2 separate regions of the Homo sapiens genome follow, and region 2 is linked to region 1. A link is a loop called in an ENCODE intact Hi-C map of the cell type or tissue named here. Cell type or tissue: GM12878. All regions are shown on one strand.

Region 1 (8,000 bases):
ACCCAAACGTCATCATTACCCCTAGCAACCACAGAATCATGGGAAGACAGAACAGATGAAGTTTGGTAAGCTACTAAATAACAGTTGTGGGCTAACAGCCAGGTTATCAGACAAGCAAACGCAACCCAAATGAAGCTTCTTACCTGCATTTCTACATCAGCTACAATGGTCTTGGTGTATCTCTACATTCCAAGCCTTCATGCATCCTTTGTAAATACTAAGAATCAGGGGTATTTAGGTTGACAAAGTAACTACATTAACCACATAATCATACCTCTACATCATTATCACCAAGAACAACAGTATTCCAAATATTAGACTCATAACTCTAAAGCAACAATTTCCTCCCCTCACTCTCTGGGAAAAAAGAAAGAAAGAAAAACTTTGCAGAGGAATAAAGTGGGAAGCCAGTGTTCTAATATAAACATGACAAGCCCAATTCTATCACTGCAATATACTTTCTGACTTCAGTACAAAAATCTTTTCTGACCATCTGGAGCTACTCCAGGCATGAGGCCAAAACTTTGTAATTCCTTTTCAAAGTAAATGACAGATCAGTAACTGCCACGTTGCTAATGCACAGCCAAAGGGAGCACCTCATATCCTATTCAATGCTCCCTGGAGTTTTACACATATAGTAAAAACAAAGTGCTTCCAAATAAACCTGCCCACTTTCCAATATTCCAAACTGAACAGCGATCCTGTCACTTTTGAACAAGGCGGCATTTCTTCGGGTGTGATCCTATTACCCTATTTCACACACAGGAAGTAGGACTTCAAGTTTCACTAAAAAGTCATATCTACACTAAAATGAATCCTATGTATGTCCACTACTATTTCAGTTCTCCAGAAATGGCACATAGGAGTCTACCAAAAATTTTTTTTCTTTTGAGTCGGAGTCTAGCTCTGTCACCCAGGCTGGAGTGCAGTGGCACGATCTCAGCTCACTGCAACCTCCGCCTCCCAGGTTCAAGCAATTCTCCTGCCTCAGACTCCTGAGTAGCTGGGACTACAGGTGCATGCCACCATGCCCGGCTAATTTTTATATTTTTAGTAGAGATGGGGTTTCACCATGTTGGTCAGGCTGGTCTCGAACTCCTGACCTCATGATCCGTCCGCCTCAGACTCCCAAAGTGCTGGGATTACAGGCGTGAGCCACCGCACCAGGCCTCTACCAGAAATTTTAAGAGGCTGTTCTCTGCAGTGCCTGAGATGCCCATAAGGTTGCAATAAACATGGGGTCACATATATACAGGGCAACAGAGGTGAACTCAGGATCAATGGGGACCCATTAAGTTGGTGGACACTTGTTTTTAAACCCCACTGACTAGCAGAATCACTTTCTTCATTCATCCAACACACCAAATGGAGAGCCTACTATGCGCCAGGTACTGCAGTGATGACGAATGAAATCAAATCTCCCAACACCTTTGCCAAAAATATAAATTTGAAGAGCCCAAAACCAGTTTCATGTAATATGCCACTGATAATAAGAGCCATTTGAAAGCTCAGAAGCTAAAATTTGATAATCTTCCCCTGGAGCATATTGAGCAGAAAGATGTCAGCCAGCAATGGCTATGGACTTCCTACATTTCAAAGAAATGAAAGTTATCTCTGAAGTCACACTTTGCATTGGGGAGTTGTCTTACCCTTTTAAGTAAAACATTTTAAAACTGAACAACCTGAAAATTCATCTGTTAGCCAACCGTTTCTTACAAAGACAAGTTAAAAAGAGTTTTACAGATGAATAAAAGATGAGTAAACAGTAGCTGGCCACTAATCACAAAATTAAGCAGCAGATAGATTATAAATAAAAATATAAAACGGGTCATTATGGGGCTGACTTAGTCCATCTGGTCTGCTTTAACAAAATACCTTAGCCTGGGTAATTACAAACAACAGAAATTCATTTCTTACAGTTCTCGGGGTTGGTAAGTCCAAAATCAAGGCACCAACAAATCAGATGTCTGGTGAGGGCTCCTTTCCTGGTTCACAGATGGTGCCTTCTTGCTGTGTCCTCACATGGTGGAGGGGCAATCAGGCTCCCTTAGGCTGTCTATCTAATCTATCTATCTATTTTAAGAGAGAGTCTTGCTATGTTGTCCAGGCTGGAGTGCAGGGGTTATTCACTCACTGCAGCCTCAAACTCCTGGCCTCAAGCAATCTTCTCACGGCCACAGCCTTCCATATAGCTGGAACTATAGATTCGCACCACCACACCTGGCCCTTAAGCTTCTTTTATAAGGGCGTGAATGCCATTCATGAGGGATCCACCCTCATGATGTAACTGTCTCCTAAAGGCCCCACCTCTTAACACCATCAACTTGGGGGTTAGATTTCAACATATAAATAAATTTGGTGAGGGGAGAGAGACACAAACATTCAGACCACAGCAGGGTCTCATCCTGATGAAAAACTGTCCCTAAGGATAAATTCACAAAATCAGAGTAAGAGAGCTAGAAAAGGCATTAGAGATGGTCCTACTCTGATTTTACCCAGCTCCTCTGTTAGAGACTCTATTTTTTTCAGGCTGCCCTCAAAACATCATGTGATCATTACTAAAATAATGGCATCTGAATGTCCTGAGCCAACTCCGAATGGAACCCCTTGTGTCCTATCTGAGAACAGGAAAGAGATCAGCAATCATATCAGACAGTCACAGACAATTCAGAATCCTGGTAAGGGAAAGAGTAGAAACCTCAGTGCAGATTCCTCGTCACAGGAATGCATGAGGAGGACACTGTCCTCAGTCTTTGGGGCTAGAAGGGGAAGAGAAGTAAACGTTGACAGAATTATCCTTCTCAAAGAGTTTAACAGGCACAGTGGAAATTCCAAGGCAGATATCACTATCAAAGAAAACTGTTGGGAGGAGAATGGGTAGCAGGGGAGAGTATCAGCGATACAAGAATCTGAACAGAAGGACAATGTACAAGAAAAGGTAGGGACTTTCTGAAGGCATTTTTGGTGGCGGTGGGTGGGGATGAAGTAAACAGCAAAGAATAGACTGTAGAAAAAGACAAAAATGCTATCTTATTTTAGGGAACTGTGGAACATTTGAAGAAAAATGGGGAAAATACAAAAAAATCAAGACTTGCTTCAAAAGTATATAACGAAAAAATGTATTTAACAAGGAAGATAGGGAGAAAAGATACGTGTAAAGAAAGGACAGCAATGGATCATTCAAAAGAGAAATCTTAAAATCTATGAGAGCAAGATATGGTTTTGTAGCATTAGATCATACACCAATTTCACTTCCTTCAAAGGCATCACCAAAAAAAGTAATGCTTTAAAGAGAGACACTATTTTTTTTTCTGACTCTGCCTACATTCACTTAATTCTTCATTCTCCTCTCATTTTGACCTAAGTTATTCACTTAAGATTAACTTTTTCTCAGTGATATACGGGCTTCAGGAAATAACTAATAGAAGTCAAAATGAGAAGAGGATGGATGGATGGGTGGATGGATGGATAGATGGATGGAGAATGACTTAACAGTTTGGCAGAGTCAAAAAAAAAAGTACTTAGAAATACCATATATAATATCAGCTCTGCTCAAATTGCAAAATGCCAATCATAATACTTATACAATAATCAAACAATGATAAAGAGAAAATCCCACTTTCAAGAAGGAGAAAAGTGGCCAGGCGCGGTGGCTCACGCCTGTAATCGCAGCACTTTGGGAGGTCAAGACAGGTAGCTTGGCTAACACAGTGAAACCCCATCTCTACTAAAAATCCAAAAAATTAGCCAGGCGTGGTAGCACACATCTGTCATCCCAGCTACTCGGGAGGCTGAGGCAGGAGAATCACTTGAACCTGCGAGGCGGAGGTTGCAATGAGCTGAGATCATGCCCCTGCACTCCAGCCTGGGTGACGGAGAGAGACTCCATCTCAAAAAAAAAAAAAAGAAGGAGGAGAAAAGTAGCAGAAATTGGGGTACTAGGGACCAATAACAGACAGGGGCAGGAAGAAAGGAGGCAAATTCCCAACCCTAGAAAAGGAAAAGAATAAATTTGTATATAGCCTGCAAGGGGGCTGAGGGGTAAGGAGAGAAGGAATGGGGACTGAGCACTTCATGGTCATGCTGGCACTGATCAGCTTCCGGACATGTCCTTTATTGCATGTATAAAAAAACTATTAAGGAAGAAGTGAAACTGCACAAACTTAACCTCAGCACCAGCATGATTACCTCACGTAACTTCTTTTCTTAGTATCCCTAAACAGAAAGTCATTCAGATAAATAAGTTTATGGTTTTTGATAAGTGTCCCCTAGTAACCTGGTTTATGCATCATGCATTAGTTTGTGGAACTGAAAGGTTAATGCTGGAAAAAAAGATCAGAGATCTCTTTGGTTCTTTGCCCCGACTTAGTTAAGATTGTGTAACTTGTGCAAATATAACCATTTCCTGTCCGCTGAACAAAGCAATTAGTGGACTGGGTACAGTTTCTGAGACAATTTAAGGGAAGAAATCAATCTGGCCATGTCTCACTGTAGTTCATTTTAAAGAAAGAAACAAAAGAGACAGGAAAATATAGAATATCACTATTTTGTTGAATAGAAGTCATTCTTGCTTTATATAACCTTCTTCCCCCACAGATTGTACATGACACATTAGGAAAAGAATCTGCTTCAAAACGGCTTGCAAAGAATATATCTAACACCCATAACTTCAATTTACTATTAAAAAGTAGGCTGGGTGTGGTGGCTCATGCCTGTAATCCCAGCACTTTGGGAGGCCGAGGCGGGAGGATCACGAGGTCAGGAGATCGAGACCATCCTGGCTAACACGGTGAAACCCTGTCTCTACTAAACATAAAAAAAAATAGCCGGGCTTGGTGGCGGGCACCTGTAATCCCAGCTACTCGGGAGGCTGAGGCAGGAGAATGGTGCGAACCCGGGAGGCGGAGCTTGCAGTGAACCGAGATCACGCCACTGCACTCTAGCCTGGGTGACAGAGCGAGACTCCATCTCAAAAAAAAAAAAAAAAAGTAATGTGCAGACCAGGCCGTTTTAAAAGAAAAAATTGGTATCACTTCATGAGTTTAGAATAAGCATCCATTATTCATATAGGATGGGCTCTGCAAAAAGAAATATCAGGGAAGGAAGAGCAAAGAAAAGATGAAATGCAACCTGTGCTTCCAGTGACTTCCCAGGGCTGGTTCCAGGAGCTCAGGAGGTATAGAAACACTGCCTTCATTTTCCTCAAACCTTTATTGCTTAAACTAGCTTAAGTGGGTTTCTGTTATCTGCAATGCAATAATTATTGACTGAACAAGAAAAACCTTTCTATCTTCACATAATTTGAAGTATCTCAGTTATTCCTCTTGATTGAAAGTTCCATATGCCTCCAATAGTAAGAATTATAATTAGAACATGTCTTTAAAATTAAAATCAAACATAAGTTTTCACCTGGTTCAAACACATGGCATCTCAGTGTCAAAACAACATGTCCTGCTCCATCATTAAATCATTCATTCAATAAACACTTGCTGAGCAGTCTGTTTGCCAGTCTCTGTATATAAGAGAAGAGGAAAGTGTCGGTCTCTGCCTTCAAGGAATTTAGATTTTAGTGGGAAAGTCAAACAGAGGAATTAGACATCTCCCTGCTTCTTCTCTTGCCGCATCTTTACAGCTACACTCAAATAAATACTACTACTGATTGAACTGATGGCTCCCTAAACTTCAGGTACCAGTTCATGCAATCTATCTGTTCCTACAATCTTCTAGGTCTTCTAAAGGGCAAATGAGAAGTGTGGAGGGGGCCTTTAGGGTTTTCTCTCACCATGGTAAGTAATCAGTCTCATGGCCTAGGGAAGACAGAGAAAAGCCTGGTGTGGGGCCAACTCATAAATGTGTCTTACCCTCTGCCCACCACCACCACTACACTCTCACCTGAGGGAACACACCACTACCACCCCCCACCCTAGCAACAGGACTGACTGACATCTAAAAGAATCTAGACTTTTAAATTAAATCTACCATCTTTCATTACTTATATTTATTCAAAAGTTCACTACAAAACTGAGTCACGAGAATCCTAAAAGATAGTATTTGAGAATTGTCAATGGGCCCCACTGACTATGAGGGTTCTCTCTTCGGGAGGGAAACAAATTCTCCAAAAAAACAGATATTTAACAAGCACCAGTCAATTGAGTCCGAAGACCTCTCACAGCTAATAGGAAGTGACTACCTGGCTAAATCTTCACATTCTTGCAAATCCAAATATGTATTCCCTAAAGCTGAAGGCTGGAAGATTTAGATCTAAAGATGCCTAATTGGTTTGAAACATTTCAAAATGACAGTTCTCAATAAGTGAAATCATTCAAAAGGAACTGCCCTAGGAATAAGTAATACATGCCCTCTATTTACCTAAAAGTTTTAATTCACTGGACTATAGATAAACATCCTTACATAAAACCATCCGGTCAGCATCCTGGAAAAAAGTATCATTATGCTAAAAGTTAAGCAAGTTTATACAGTCTATCAGGTATTAATGTTTTCCATGATTACTTTTCCATGGCAAAATGAATTGCGTTATTGACTTAGAAAAATAAACAATACGCCTAACTTGTATTTGTGCCCTGATTTCTTGCCAAATTTAAGTATACTAGATAAATTTCAAATAAATAGGTCAGACAATCTATAACAGAGGCCAGGTGGCCAGTTAATAATCCATAAAGTCACTTTCAAACCTAAATTCTCAATCAAGAAAACAATTTTTCAGATGCAAACTTTTGACTCCCAAATGCCGAGTATCAGGAGAAATTTTTCAAAGCCTTTTAAGTCCTTTATATATAAGCTTCAAATTCCCCCATGCCATGGAGAACAATTAGTGTCAGGAGTCCTGAGGAGAACTAATCTGAGACTTATCCAAAAACCCACTGGGAAGGTGTATGGATCACAGGACTTCTTACTATTAATATCAAAAATGCCACTAGAAACCTCACTCTTTTTTTTTAAGTGAAATATAAATTCAGAAAATATTTTTAAAATGCTCCCAAATATGTATTATGTTACGTGCTATCATCAAAATGTATTTCTACAAAACACACATATAAGTTACACTAGTACTACACTTATTAAAAAAGTAAAGAATTCCATGCTTTGCTGCTTCCTGTAAGCATTAATAGTGACAAATAAATAAGGAAAATAAACATTATGGAAGATGTTGGTTTTGATGAAAACCAGAAACAAAATGTCAGAGGCAAAATGGTCACTGCTCTAGGCAAACTGCTAAAGGTTTTGGGAATTAGGACACGGAGAAAAGAAAATGTTCATAAAACTTTCTTGGTTCATTGATATGCTCCTATGAAGATGGTAGAAACTCCTTGTTTTTCCAATATATCATTTCAAGAAGCAACAAAGAAGCTCTATATGTACAGTCAATACAAAACAAATATATGACCGGAAGTTATGGTGCTAATATGACAGGTTCTGTTTAATAGAAACTACAGATCCATTAAAATGAGATGATTTACTCTGCCTCCTCTAGACACAAAGACTGAATGTCTGCTTCTTGTAGTATTGGCTACTAATACTCCTCTGATTTCAAGCAAGTCCTTTCAACTTAAGGTCCTCTTCTCATTATGTATTTCATGGGAAAATGTGATATTGAGTATCTTAGAATGAATTATATACCAACTGAGGATCTGTAATAGAACATCCCAATAAACCAAATAATATATCAAAATAGCAATAAAAATCTTTTGGCTTATATAAAAAGGAAAAATGTAAGAGGGACATCAACTTGCTACAAAAAAAAAAAAAAGAAAATTAAGGATCTCATTCTTAAAGGACATAACAGTAGCAGAAACCAAGTCAGCCCTAAGATTAGGAAATGTAACTCTGCAAGGCAATATGATTAGAATGTACAAAGACAGGTTCACATTTTTTTCCTCTGTAACACTAATAATATTTTCTTGTTATTGAAACCACAAAGTAATTGATTACCCTAATGAATATACAGATTTTCTTCAACATGAATGTTGCTTCTGAAAAGC
Region 2 (8,000 bases), 210 kb before region 1:
GGTGGTATTTCATTTCTTGCTCTCCCTAATCAACACTTCCCTTTAAAAAAAAAACCAGATAATCAAAAGTGACAGCACCATCTGCCCTAGTCCAGAAAAGAAAAATGCACTGTCTTCTAAATGCACTGAACTGAGAAATGAACTAAAATGAAAAGTTAAGATTGGGCCAGCAGGCAAGAAATGTCTATACGGAAAATGCTACTTGCAAGAGGTTGTTCTCCAGAATTGCAACCACTCTGAGGAATAGAAGCTCTCTGGTATTACAAGCTTTTCCATTTTATTCTCTAAAACATATTATGATAGAACAGACATCCACAAATCCAGGGTCAATGTAAAAGAAGTCCTGAATTGTTTTCAAGCCTACCTACTCTAGGCCAAAGCTATGCACTATTGCTATCTCATTCTAAGTCTTTAATAACATTTATATTATTTGGAACTTATTCGGTTTCTGTATAAAATAAAGGATTCTCTTAAGCCCTGCAGATGGATTTCTGTTGTCCAAATGAGCTGCCCTTGTTGTTCAAAACATGACATTCATCATAGGCCTTAATGTCTTCTGCATGTATATTTCCCCCCCTCAGAATGAAACTAGTGTTCTATTTAAAGATGCAGTTTAAAAAGTCCAAGAGCTGAAATACTAGATTTACACCCCAAATTGGCTCTGTAATGGCACCACTTAGTAGCCATATTTCACTCTACAGACGATAAACCACATTCATCTGATCTCCAACTCCTAACAGCTGAGGTGTATAAACCCTAGACAACAGTGAGCTTATTGAGCCCAAGAGGCAGTTGTGAGCAAAAGCGGCCATTTAGGTCATGGACTAATCTGGGTGAGAAATAAAAACACACAAGAGGAAAATATAATAGATAAGACAACAGAAAAGAAAAAAAATGGATGACCAAAAAAATCTGGATTGGCCCCCCAGTGCCTCAGAATTTGACTATATTTGGAGATAGGGCCTTTAAAGAGGTAATTAAGTTAAAAAGAGCTCATCAGGGTGGGCCCTAATTTAATATGACAGGTGTCCTTAGAAGAGGAGGAAATTCGGATGCAGACACACACAGGGAAGATGATGTGAAGACAGAGGGAGAAAATGGCCATCTACAAGTCAAAGACAGAGGCCTAGAATAGATCCTTCCCTCATGGCCCTGAAGGACCAACCCTGCCAACACTGCAGTCTGACTTCTAGCATCTAGAGCTGTGAGAAGATAAAATTGTGTTGTGTAAGCTACCTAGTTTGTGCTACTTTGTTATGTCAGTCATCACATACCAATACACATACCAAACATATGCAAATACATATTAGATATTATTATACCCATTTACTAGATATAGATTCAGCAAATCAGAGATTTTATGAATCTGGTCAAGATCGCACAGGAAAATCTAAAAGAACCCAGTATCAAATCCTCAGGTCTTCTTGTCTTCTGATTTTCGGTCCAAGTCTACTTCTTCTTGGGGGCCATCCAAAACCTCTTCTCCTGCCATCTCCTGTGTCCAAAGGTAACAAGGGTAAGGCGGGGAGATCAACTCTACTTAAGATAAACAAATCTATCCGCTGGAAGAGACTGCTAGACTACTTGGTTCAGGATAAAATAATTACATTAGAAGTTTAAACATGTTTATACTACTGCTTCTGTAAGAGGCCATATCCAATTACAGAAGGTCAGTTTGGAAATCCAAAGAGAAGCTACTGAAAGCCATTTCAAAAGCTGGTCAAGAAAGACCATATCCTATAATAATTCTCCAGATTACTTCATGCCAAAGCATCGGTAATATGTCCTCTTCTCCCGCACGTATAGAAATGGAACACTCAGGATGTTCTGAGGCTAGAACACTGAGGATCATGCAGTAATTGCTTCCAAAAGACATGTTACAGTATTTTTTGCTGCTGACTGTGGCTTTAGAGAAGAAGCACACACCGGTTCCAAAAGAACAGAGACTATCTCAGACCATAAACTACCGCTGTTTGTTGTGCGGCACCACCTGAAATATCCCTGTGTTGTTTTCTTCCCAACCAGCTAGTACAGAATGTATCCGGGCTGCTCAACTTATTTACGGCTCCAGATGTTTTTCTGTATTTGAAGAAACTCCACCTTAGCAGCCATTTCTCTAAAGTCTTTCAGTAAGGATAAAGAGGTGCTAAACTGTAGAGTGGACACTAATTCCATTGTTAAATAAAGTAACAACCACTAACATAAAGTGTAAGTTAATGTCTTTGTATCTGTAGACAAAAGTTCCTAATTTGACCTTCCTAGCAGCCACTGGATGAAAGTCTCACAAACACCTTCCTTTGTGGAGAAAACACTAATCTACCCAGAAAATGTGGTCTAGGCTTATGTTTCTGAGGGGGCAAACAGTTGCTCTGTGCATGTATAAGGCCCCTATATTATGATCAGATAGAATGAACAGAGAAGTAGTCATGGGTGCGGGGAATATACAGGGAGCAGGGAGCCTGTGATTAGGTAACAGAGCCAATGAAGAAGGTGGCTTTAGGGGACTTTTTTTCTATGACACAGGAATTTCTAGTAGAAATGAACACAGAAAAAGCTGAAGAAACTGATGGAATCAAGCATTTCTTTAAGAAGCAAGTAGTTATATTGTCTAGTTGCAATTACTGTGAACCAGTCTTCATTGTTCAAATTTAAAATATATTTCTACATTTTGAACGAAAGGTAAAACCATTTCCTACTTATTGTGCTGTTAATAAGTCCATTATTAAATAGTTGGTTTCTGAAATGAAATTCTGAGTATGAAATTGTACAACTAGAATTTTAAATGATGCCATCTAAATGAGGAACCTATTAAGGCTCATCATCTCCAACAATTAAACGATCGTACTTGCCCAGAGTTACAGTCCAGGAAGATAAAGTGAAATAAACTAGAGAAAAAGCAAAGAAGTTTTGTGCAGATTTGAGTTTACAGCTACCTCAGATTGTGAAATTATAAGCATTCCATCTGCTCACCAGCTGTGGTTCCTAATCCTCTTTAATAACTTCAGCTTGCACAAGTCCATGAGAATCAAGACATCTTCCAAATTTCATTTTACACTAGTTGCCAGGATTGATTTTTAGACACTGGCTTCCAATGAAAGCAGCCTAAAGTTGATTTCCCTAGCAGGTGTTAATTTTCAGAGCAGTGAAAGGAAATGAGAAAAGAGACTAAGAGTGGAAAGAAAGAAATTAAGGAAGTTCTAAGATCATCATATTCGGTTTTTAGGGTTCTATGCTCTTCAGCAAAACCCAAAGGCTCAAATACAGAATAGTCTCCTGAAATGTGAATCTAAAAATTCCCTAAAACATGTAAAAAGCAACATATTAAGTAAGATCATTTCCAGGTGGGTCTGAAATAAGGTTTATTTCCTGTAGCAGCCAGTCCTTCTCCCCACTACAGCCCATCAGCTCTCAGATATCTCTGGTCACTGACCAGAGATGTGGTCTCAGAGCTGTGACTGTTCCCCACTGCCACAAAGGTTACTTTTCCTTAAGGTATTTAATCTTAGGGCAGTTTCTGGCTTGGTTTCATAACGGGAGGTCCTTATAGCCTAACCCAGGAACAGAAAAGGTGTTCTACACAGACAATACCCAAATTTTATTAAAGTTGCAAGCAGGACTCATGGTTCTGTGTTTTACTACTTTTAAACTCCAAAATACCTTTCCAGTCCCCACTCTCTTATAGCTATTATACAGAGTATGAGAAAAAATGATTTATTTCTGACTTTTGAGATTGGTGACAATCTTGTTTTCAGGCAAACACAGGTTTATAATCTCTCCATATTTTTAGTTTAGACTGCTGGAATATTAAGAAAAAGCAAAAATTACCCATCTCTGCTTAAGCCCAACGGTGATCTAGACCCTAGTAACAGTATCAGCAAGGGCTACGATGTGTTTCCTATTCACACATGTTCTACCAGAACAAGACCATATCTTAGGCTACATAATCCAGGTTTTCTCTTCTAGAATGCCATTATTAGGAGGCCTTCTGAACCAAGATGGCAGTGTCTATCCTTGTTCCAAATTGTCAGTGTACTACCCGGTACAGAATGCTTGCATGCGTGGATGGTGTCTCCAGCAATAATTCTCAAAGCAGAGCCTGTTGCTCTGCCTTGCACTGAACGTTTGGAAAAAGATGGCTCTCCACGTCTGCACGGCTTTCTGATGCAGACTTGACGTTTACCTAAGAACTCTCTCATAGGAGCATGGAGACCAGTTAAGGCAGCCCCAGCTGGCAGAGCCAAGTGGGAATGAGTAGGTCAACAGGCCCTAGCATTGGCAAAAGCGGTCAAAAAGTCAGGTTCCACAACATTTCCCAACAATTAGAAAAGAATGTTTTCATCTTCTTTTTCATCAGAATAAGAGCGCATAAACCATTCTGAACAACAACAACAAAAAATGTGCTGAGTAATATTAAAGTTATGATACCATTTTTTCAAGATGTTTTTTATAAAAGTCCTAAGAAATCGGAACTACTGAAGAGAGCTGGTATCTAAAAAAATTCCCAAACTATGTAGGAAATCAATAGTTTAAAACAAAAGGTTGAAACAGTTTCTATATTAAAACCTTGTTTTAATACTCCAAAATAGGTCTGTTGCTATGCAGTCAAGAGTATCTGAGTGAAATTTTAATTTCTATGAATTACATGAAATGTAATGAAAATTGGATAGGTGAAAACACAAAGTCCAGGTTCTACCTAAGGGTAAAAGCTAATGATAGTGGAAATAATACTAGACTGCCAAAATAACTCTACAAACACCTAAAGAGGCTCGTTCTTACTAAACAAAAATGGAGAGAGCAACGATGACAGTTTCTTGCATTCATCTGGCTGGAAGGAAATACAAGACCACATTTATAGGAAAGGCCTTCATTTGTGGGGCTGAAATAGGCTTACCATAGAATTCTTACCTGGCATTTCAGTTCCTCAAAAAAGGGTTTCATACTGACTGTGCTACATGCTGTGCAAGACTGGCATTCAAGCACACATAATGAACTATCTGGTAACTCTTTCCAACTGCAATGGAATTCTGTATTTTAACCCAAGTCTTATAAAATGAAATTTTTTAGATGAAAAGCAAATTTAGCAATTCGTATTATCTATAAAAGATGTCTGGAAGTCCCCTTGAGTGAGCTCTGCATGTTATCTTCTGCCAACTCCAATCTGTTTCCAATATAGTCAAGGGTGAACTCTTGCAGGAGAATATAGAAAATGTACACAAACAAACACAATAGAGTCAGCTAGTGGTGGGTGTCATGAAGAATATGTAGAGAAGCGTGATGTGATGAAGTAGTCCAAGAAGGTCTCTCTGACCCTGAAGCATTTGGGCTATGCCAGGAAGGATTGGGAGGATTCTACTATACAAAGTATAAAAGAACTTTCCAAGAGAGAGAATAGAGAGGGCAAAGGCACTAGGGCAGAATGGGCCCCACATGTTAGAGAATTGGAGAAAGTATGCTGTGTGGCAAGGGCACAGAGAACTGGAGCAGGGCTGGAAGAAGGCGCATCAGGCAGCAGCCATAGTAGAGTTTGCACTGTATGCTAAGTTCGAAAGGAAAACATGGGGGTTTTAATAAAAACTTCACCCAGCTGCTGTGCAGAGAACGAATTTTAAGGGAACAACAGCTAAAGCAGTGAGACCAGCAAAGAGAGTAACACTCTATTTTACCCATTTAAGCTCTATGTAAGTGCACATGTGCACACGCAAGCACAATATTACAAAACAAGCACTACAATAACATTGGAAATTTAGGAAAACAGTCAAATTTAATGAAATATGTTTTGGATATACAGAAATGTGTTACTTGTCTCACAATAATTGATGTCATTTTCTAGACCTAACTTTTTGTATACAGTATTAATATCTAGGAAGAGTTGCCACTCAAGTGACTAAGAATATGTATTTGATGAAATGTCCTATAAAAAAGCACAGATTTAGGCCGCGTGCGGTGGCTCACGCCTGTAATCCCAGCACTTTGGGAGGCTGAGGTGGGCGGATCACGAGGTCAGGAGATCGAGACCATCCTGGCTAACACTGTGAAACCCTGTCTCTACTAAAAATATCAAAAAAAATTAGCCAGGCATGGTGGCACGCACTTGTAGTCCCAGCTACTTGGGAGGCTGAGGCAGGATAACCGCTTGAACCCGAGAGGTGGAGGTTGCAGTGAGTCGAGACTGTGCCACTGCACTCCAGCCTGGGCGACAGAGTGAGACCCTCTCTCCAAAAAACAAAACAAAACAAAACAAAACAACAAACAAAAAAACCACACAGATTTGTAGTACAGTTGGCTCTACAATCTGAAGAATCCAGAATAGGCTGGGGGCAGTAGCTCATAGGTGTAATCCCAGTACATTGGGAGGCCAAGACAAGGGGATCACTTGAGGCCAGGAGTTCAAAACCAGCCTGGGCAACATAGCAAGACCATCTCTACCAAAAAAAAAAAAAAAATTTTTTTTAATTAGCCAGCCATGGTGGCACATGCCTGTGGTCCCAGCTATTCAGGAGGCTGAGGTAGGAGGATCACTTGAGATGCAGTGTTTGAGGCTGCAGTGAGCTATGATCATGCGACTGCATATCAGCCTGGATGACAGAGAGAGCCTAGGAAAGGAAAGAAAAAGGAAAAGGAAAGGAAAGAAAAAAAAATATGGAGATTTTAAAATAGGAAGAAAGTTGTGAATCACAATATGCACATTTCTTTGTAGTCTGAAGTTGTCCTTGTTTCTAATGCTGCTGACCAGGAACATACTATAGTGGAGACTGTAACGTTCTAGACAGCAAGTAATACCAAAAGCAGTAAGTCATATTCTCTCCACTTAAGATTTCAACATATTTCCACGAATGCTATGGCTCAAACAAACAAAAAAAAGCCAAATACTATTAAATGGAAAATGTATTTCAGACTCCAGAACTATTCTCAAATAGTAAAACAATTTAACAGACACACTTAAATAGTTTTTCCCAAAGTCCTTTATTTTTCTCATTTAAATTGATTCCAAAAGGAACTGGCAGGGCATGGTATATGCTGCAAGTGACTGATATTTGTATGGAAAAATCACATAAGTAGCTAAAACCAAAGGATCATGAGCATGGGTAGAACTAAATGGCTTGAATTAGACAGATCCAATTTTTTAAATGCATGGAAAGATTGGAGAAACTATTCCAGAGAGGTAACATAATGTGATCTCCCCTCAGCTTTGCCTCTCCTCTATTAAGGTCCTAGCAATACCACGAAAGTTGATTATACAACTGAACTACCTTAACTTGAGCCTGGCTACACGGAGAGCTGTGATCTACATGACTTGTATTTTTTATCCCTGATTTCTCTATTCCCATGTACAGAGTGTCATGGTATTTGTATCTGCCGTTCTCTGTCACATATTATCTTGGCTGATACCACATGATCCAGCTGAGTTCTCAGGTCTGGCCAAAACACTTTTTCCCCCACTTCTTGGTATTATTTCTTCTTGCCCTATTTATACAATCAGGGCTTTGTAGTTCAACTTCATTATTCTCATCAACTTTTGTTTTAGAACTCTTTGTAACTCTAATTACTGTCCAGGTAATTTTTGAAACCCACAGCAAATACAGAGTTTTAACTAATTTGTTCATTTAACTAATGATGCACTGATGTTTAAACTATATAATTAAGTATGCTTGACTTTGATGTATACATTATTTTCCGCCAAGTATGACAGGATTAAAAAATTCTGGAGGAGAGAAAAATCTCAAATGACTTAAAATAGTACTTCATATGTAGTTAAAATCTTCTATGTCTTTTCAATTTAGGCAAAACACCCACTGAAGGGTGAAAAAAGAAATCTAAGATACAAGTTTATTACAATGGGCAATAATTATTAAAAACACAAGGCAGATAACAGGGCTTTAGAATTTGTCACCCACTTGGCATATGACACCTCAGGGTCCACAGAAATCTTCTTCAAAATTAAATTAATTATTAGACTCTGCCTACATGACAGCCATCAGAGAAAAGACACCTCTAATCAA

Evidence for each region. Peaks named below come from ENCODE experiments on the same cell type or tissue, not always from the same donor. Only the 100,000 strongest peaks of a DNase experiment are listed, where the experiment ranks them.
Region 2: a loop joins it to region 1, with 2.4 times the contacts of the local background. A loop is called at or near these places in 2 of 110 quality-filtered maps.

The regions. Positions count from the first base shown.
Region 1 is chr3:172,058,222-172,066,221 of GRCh38, reverse strand. All of the region lies in intron 1 of FNDC3B (fibronectin type III domain containing 3B), which reads right to left. Among named protein-coding and RNA genes, the nearest start is that of FNDC3B, 23 kb to the right of the region's middle. In GM12878, no CTCF peak of the experiment used is centred here; a DNase peak (open chromatin) is centred at 4,251; H3K4me3 peaks cover 1,121 bases; H3K27ac peaks cover 1,783 bases.
Region 2 is chr3:172,267,879-172,275,878 of GRCh38, reverse strand. The region is part of intron 6 of FNDC3B (fibronectin type III domain containing 3B); the gene reads right to left. Among named protein-coding and RNA genes, the nearest start is that of GHSR, 180 kb to the left of the region's middle. In GM12878, no CTCF peak of the experiment used is centred here; a DNase peak (open chromatin) is centred at 4,858; H3K27ac peaks cover 249 bases.